2 separate regions of the Homo sapiens genome follow, and region 1 is linked to region 2. Evidence: chromatin contacts called from ENCODE Hi-C or POLR2A ChIA-PET data. All regions are on one chromosome and are shown on one strand. The core of a region is the stretch at or near the end of the contact, and the rest is flanking DNA. Distances in the headings are between cores, read along the strand shown. Region 1 overlaps LOC105374894 (a long non-coding RNA gene). Region 2 has its middle 130 kb from the start of LINC02533.

The links. A loop is a pair of places that touch in the nucleus more often than their neighbours do. ChIA-PET counts read pairs that join two places held with the same protein, here RNA polymerase II (POLR2A). Pooled maps may share reads with other maps.
Region 1: a map of heart right ventricle shows a loop between it and region 2 (2.3-fold over the local background). The contact joins two enhancer-like sites. A Hi-C loop is called at or near these places in 10 of 168 maps with a recorded cell type or tissue (PC-3, Right ventricle myocardium inferior, cardiac septum and 6 more) and 16 of 50 pooled maps. POLR2A ChIA-PET finds 5 or more read pairs at or near these places in 1 of 52 experiments (AG04450).

What each region holds. Positions count from the first base shown.
Region 1 is chr6:4,458,954-4,462,208 of GRCh38, forward strand. The region is part of intron 2 of LOC105374894 (a long non-coding RNA gene); the gene reads right to left. All of the region lies in intron 2 of LOC107986561 (a long non-coding RNA gene), which reads left to right. Among named protein-coding and RNA genes, the nearest start is that of LINC02533, 28 kb to the right of the region's middle. Within about 2 kb of position 1,923, at least 13 of the 41 ENCODE cell types and tissues checked have a DNase peak (open chromatin) inside an H3K27ac peak, as active enhancers do; they include gastrocnemius medialis, heart left ventricle and heart right ventricle, where a contact is called at or near this core.
Region 2 is chr6:4,357,141-4,360,332 of GRCh38, forward strand. No RefSeq gene overlaps it. Among named protein-coding and RNA genes, the nearest start is that of LINC02533, 130 kb to the right of the region's middle. RefSeq lists enhancers at 1,159-1,910, 1,188-2,387, 1,208-2,556. Within about 2 kb of position 1,596, at least 18 of the 41 ENCODE cell types and tissues checked have a DNase peak (open chromatin) inside an H3K27ac peak, as active enhancers do; they include gastrocnemius medialis, heart left ventricle and heart right ventricle, where a contact is called at or near this core.

The sequences.
Region 1 (3,255 bases), core at 673-3,172, 100 kb after region 2:
AAAGTGCCAAGCGGTGCCTTGAAGCCCCATGGCCGCCAGTGTGCATTCTGTGTTCCCCTGAGAGTAGACCAGTGATCCAGAGAGTCAGGGTACAACAGGACCCACGTCAAGTTCACAGATCATGGACTATGTGTGTTTACTGGGAGTGTGTGCTCAAGCATGTCATCCCAAAAGGGGTGAGAGTTCCACAAAGTGTGGATTTACACCATGAGCCAGGCATGAGGTCAACGTGGGCATCATCCACAAAGCTACCTCAAAGGAAGCCAGACTTGGAACAATGGACAGGATGTAGATAATCAGAGAGAGGCAGGAAAGTTGCCCAATCATAGTGAGTCAGACATTTATCGAACAGCTGGTCTGTGCTCAGCTCTGCTCAGGGCTCTTAGGAATTTAGGAAGGTGGATACAGATTTGATAAGGGAGGCCAGACTTGGGGAAAATTCAGGTCACACTGCAAGGTAGCATGTGTTAGGGCCTGCATCCGTGGTGCAGGGAGTGCCCTAGGAATGTGGAAGCGGGAGAACTCAGGGCAGATCAGATGGGCCAGAGATCAGGGGTCAAGGGCGACCTTGTACAGGATAAAGAACTGAGTGGGGGCTAGCAAAGGTAAGTGGGATGTGGATGGGAAGAGGGAAGGCCTTCTCAGGTAGAGAAAGCAACAGGAGCATAGTCTTAGGGGTAGAAACGACGAAACAGAATGGATGTGGAGTATTAAAAGGCAGGGCCAGCTGGTTGTTAAGAGGAGTCATTCCTTCAACCGGCAAAGACTCACAGAGCACCTCCTTACCAGACACTGCAGACACACAGGGAGGAAGATGGCTCAGCTCTGGCCCTCACAGGGAGCTCACAGAAGCGGACAAGAGGTTAAATGAGAATTGGGATTGTGAGGAGGGCTGGGAAGAGGAGGTGCAGAACATCACGAAGTTTCTAATGGGGTCCAACCTGGTCTGGGAAACAGGAAGAGTCGGGGGCCACAGAGGCAACCCTGGTGGGGTCAGGAGAGGGTTTGGAAAGTAGGATTATGGCAGACAGGGGAAGGTCTCAAAAGCCAAGGAGAGGCAACTGCTGTTTGTTCCCCGTGCATTTCACATGGTGGAGCATGAAGCCATCTCATGTAGGGAAACGACTTATTGCTGGTGAGGCCCTGGGAAGATCCGTGTCATGGCCATTTGCAGGCTGGATTTGGACAGAAAGGAAGTGGAAGCGAGGCAGCCAGTTAGGGAGATGCCGAGAGAACCTAAGAGGGGCATTACGCATCCTGCACAGCTGGGCCCGGGTCCCAGGAGGAGGACAAATGCATTCGTGCGGTTGATTTCCTGTGTCTTACCCCTCAGCTGCCAGAGGCTACCTAGGTGTCACTGCTGACATTCCTCCAAGGGAGAGCTTTAGGCTTCCGCAGGGAGAAAATGCCTGTATAAGTTTTAATCGAAAGCAAATATGAGACGATGCTATCATTTTCAAAGTATACTTGCATTTTCCACATATTCATTTCAAGCTAATACCAGCTTTTTCTGTTCTCCTTGCCCTCTTTTTAACACTTTTAATGTTCTTCTATGAGTTTATTACATTCAAACTACTTACAGCAAACCCTAAAACTACAACCAGAGCTGTTCAGATCCTGCCCCATTAGGGAAGGGAGGCCCAGCAGCACAGAGAGGAAATGAAGAGATGGGGTCAGCCCTTAGACTGCCTGGTGATCAGACAGCAACCTCAGGCTGTTTGCTCATATTTATTTCTGTCAGGCCTTTAGAAAACACATGTGTTTTTCGGTAGCTGTTTCCAGGGCTCTCGGTTACAGGGAACATCTGGGATGTGTGAATAAGTCACCTTCAGCAAAACAAAGTACAGCTCCAGTGAGGCCCTGTGTGCAAAAGGCCAGCGGCTGTCAGTTGCCTGCCAATTGGCTGCTCCGTGCAGAGATTCCAGCCCATTCACCAAGGTCTCGCTGAGAAGCCTGTGCCGGGCAGCAGACGCCTTGTGCTCCGAAGGATTTGTTCCTACATGACTTGGAAACAGTTTGTCCCCGTTAGCTCAGTCAGTCTGTGGCTGGTGCCAAGAAGGCCGAGGTTGCAGGTTTGATCCGGGAATGGGTCAATTAGCTTTGCACAGAGGAAAACTTTGTTCCTCTTCACTGACTGCGCCCCAGCCTAGCCGGCATCCGCCAAGTAGGAGCCAAGTGACAATAGCCGTGTTCTTCCCGGGAAAACCAACAGTGAGTTCATCCACTCTGCACCGTGGGTCGGAAATGTCCTCCTCGCCCACTAAGAACATTTTATTGTATTTGCAGACACATCATCTGTAATGCTTTCAGTTCCCCTCCTGGGAGCCACACTGTGAAAACGAAATGCAGTCTCCTTGATGCTTTAGGAAAGCAGCAAGATCCACTGGGTCGATCAAAGCCTTGCACACTGAAGGAGCCTAGATTTGCTTCCCAGTTTTATAGGAGATAACCAGTATTTGATGTGAAGATGTATTTGGGGCCAAGGGAGATTTGGTGTGAATCATTTTAATCAGAGGCTCAAGAAACCTGAACTGGATCTGACCCCACCTGCCTCCGCATGTGAACAGAAGCAAACAGAAAAGGCTGCTACAAATGAGGGTCTTGAACAGCAGATGTTAAAAGCAAGTGCTACTTAGCGATCTCAGAAATACTCGTGGCTACTGAAGTAGCATTTCTCGTCCTCTTACCACAAGATTTGACAAGCGGACTTGACGCTCTTCATTGTAGCCATTCTCTCTCTCTTTTTTTTAGAAGTTTAAAAATGTGTGTGCAATATGCAGTCATGATAGTTAACTTTCAAATGGTTCTCTGTCTACCTACAGGAAAGAGAAGATATTAAATTGTTTCAGAGCCAGATGGGCTGGCGTTGTCTTTGTTTGGCTCAGAGTAAGACACAGCCAGTGAGTTCTCCGCTGAGGCAACGTATGTGAGTGTCACGCAGGGCATATGTGCACACTTAAGCCATGATCACCCCTTAAAGATCTTCTTAGTTGCTACAGCTAAAGCTATGCCCCAAATGCTGTCAGGCTACAGTTTTAGTTGTGTATGGCATCAAGGATAATAAAGGTGTACTGTTTTAACTTGTGTTACTGGCACCTGTAATTCTTCCAATGATATTTCCTATTCTCCAAAATTGATACCCAGCCTTCACCTATCTCATGAAAATACATCTTTCTGGATTCAATCCTGAGGGGTCAGGAGAAGAGTAGGAAGAACAAAAGGGACAAATAAAACACAAAAGCAGGAAAGTTTTTT
Region 2 (3,192 bases), core at 346-2,845:
GGGACACCCAGGAACTTCAGATGCTTTCAGTGGAGCTGGCAAGTCCCCATGGGGAGCCTGTTACGTGCCCGGCAGCCCTGTCTTCATCCACTGTTGTGCTCAGTTCCTGTTGGGAATCACTCTGTGGTGTGTCAGGTACTGCCAACACCAAAGTGCTGGGCTCAGCTATGGAGGCACCTGTAAACATCAGCATGCTGGCCACCACCCCCACCTCAGGATGCCCCCAACTCTGGGAGCATTACAGGTCTGTAATCAGCACCATAGAGTGTTAGAAACGGGTCTGGCTAGGGACATAAAAGAGGATTGCCAGACTAGGGACAGTTGTGACCAGAAGCAATAAACCTCCAGTGCCAGCAATTAGTTCATGGTTTTCTTCCACCCCACTTGCTGCATGGGAGCAAATGTGAGAAAGGCAGATGGCAGGGTTGGAGGTCAACTGGGCGAGCACAGCTGGACCAGGGAGGGAGGGAAGTTGCAGTGTTGTGTTGAAAGGGCCAAAGAACCCAGATGCGGAAGGAAGGAAGGAAGGAATGATGGAAGGAAGGAAGAAAGGAAGGGAGGGAGGGAGGAAGGAAAGCCAGGAGTGTTGTGTCAGAATGAAAGCATCTGTGAGGAGTGAGCCTGGAGTTGAAGAACTGGTTTAGTGAGAAGGAGGGCGTGGGAGAGGTGGAGAGGCCCTTGGGGTGAGAGATTTTATTTGTCATGGTTTAGATGCCCCAGATCAGAGAGGTGAATTTCACATATGAAGTATTGAGGTTTTAAGATGAAAAGTCAGCACATCAATACATACTTTGTATCTCCTTAGAATGTAATGTGGCACATATACACCATGGAATACTATGCAGCCATAAAAAATGATGAGTTCATATCCTTTGTAGGGACATGGATGAAATTGGAAATCATCATTCTCAGTAAACTATCGCAAGGACAAAAAACCAAACACCGCATGTTCTCACTCATGGGTGGGAATTGAACCATGAGAACACATGGACACAGGAAGGGGAACATCACACTCTGGGGCCTGTTGTGGGGTGGGGGGAGGGGGGAGGGATAGCATTAGGAGATATACCTAATGCTAAATGACGAGTTAATGGGTGCAGCACACCAACATGGCACATGTATACATAGGTAACTAACCTGCACATTGTGCACATGTACCCTAAAACTTAAAGTATAATAATAATAAAAAAGAATATTTACTTTTTTGAGGTGTGCTCCAAAAACCACCCCCAGCATCTTAGGCTCTGGCTGACTGCTGCTCACCTGTGACCATCTCTAAGTCTGAATCCACATGGCTACACCGTCATGTTATCTGCAGTGCTGTTACTAAAAATGAGATCCTTTTCCTCATGTCCAAATCAGGGCTTCATCTGGATGGGGTCCCAGCTCTGGCACAGGCCAATGGCAGGAGAGTTCAGGGATGGGCACACCTGGCCGGCTGAGGGGAGCCTACAGCCAGGCTGGCCTCCCCAGCCTCTTCAAGTGCAGGGCCTGGCGAAGGCCTGCCCTCTTGGCACCTGTCCTGTTGGTCCTGGGACAGAGCCCACAGCTTGGGATAGTCCTGTGGGAGGGGGAGGTTGAGTCACTTTGCATCACATTCATGTCTCTGCAAATGCTGAGTCACCCTGGATGCAGAGCGAGAGGATGCTGTGGCTGCCTGCCGGGAACGTCTGAACTGGGCAGCCCTTTGCCATTGGCAGGAATGAGTGGGCGTGACGCATTCTCTCCAGTTCTGTGCCTTAGTCACCAAGGTCACTAGATTATGTGTGTCATGCGAGGGAGGCGCATAAAGGGCTGGGAAAGGTGGCAGGCTGCGGTGGGGGAGAGAGAAGGGCAGGAGCAGGCTTGTGTTTCAGATCTCAGCTTTCCTTAGCAAAGGGAGCTTCAGCTTTTCCACGCCCTCTCTGTGTATTCTTTAATTTTCCGGTCTCCCCTTAAGATGACTTTGCAGTTAATCAGGCTTGAATCTTCACGGTCTCTTGTTGCTACAGGATGAAGTTTCAGTTCTTAGCCTGGCATTTAAGGGTCTACAATTTGGTGGCCCAGCCATCATGTCCTGGGAACAGCTCTGGCCCTGGAGAGGAAGCCTCTCGAGGCTGTCACAGTTTGGTTCTTCTTTCCCAGGACAATCCTCCACTGCTCTCCTGGCCAGCTGCCTCCTCCAGCCAGCCGGCCCTCTCCCTCCCTGCTCTTCCCAAGTCCCAGGCTCAAAGTGCGGCTCACATCCCTCCTTTCCCTGAGCCTTCCCAGACAGCCAGCCCCACAGTGGCCTCCTTCCATTCTCAAAGCCTTTGGTGGCACTTCATGGCAGAGCCAGGGTAGAAAACAGGGACGATGAGACTTACAAATCTGAGCTCAAATTCCAGATCCTTCTCTGACTTGCAGTGTGATCTTGTGCAAGACACAAAACCTCCTGGCCCTTAGATTTCTTCTTCTGCTACAAATGATCAGAGGTTCATGAGGGAAATGGAACTTAGTGTCTGAGTGCTGGGCACAAGGTAAGGACTCAATCAGTGCTGGCCCCGCCTCTTTTGCTCTCACCGCCTCTTACTTTTTTATGACTTCTTTAGCATCCATTATATCCATGTATGTTTATATTTAAAGTTATTTTATTATGTGTGTGTATACTGATTCCCTAATTGAATTGATTGTGTGTTTTCATTCATTTTTTGAAAGAATTTTTGTGGAGAGTCTATTATGTTCCACAGCTTGTGCCAGACACTAGGGAGTCAAAGGGGGAAAGATGCTGTTCCCAACAGAAAGTCTGGTCTTATACTTCTTTGTAAAGTCACCATAAATATTCTTTAGTGACAGGTAGAGTGAAAATAAACAAAATATTTTCCACATAGTGATAAGTATAATAGATGCCAAATAAATATTTGTTGAGTTTTAGCTTTGGAGTTTTAGATGAAAAGTGTGAAATGCCTTCATGATATTTTATTTCAGAGCTTAACATATTTCAGTTGTGACCAAATTGAAAAGTCCGAACCTTCAAAACTGAAATGCTAGGAAATGATTGCTCATGATCTAGAAGGATTTGTCAAGGGCTTTCTTTAAAAGCCTTCAGCCTCGCGGGGCTCCGTGTGTGTACACACGCATGTGCGTGTGTTCTGAGGGCTACCAAGAGAAGCAAGGGTTGCAGGGAAGGCTCTAACAACGCCCTTGAAGGGAAAAGTCAATCAGAAACAAATT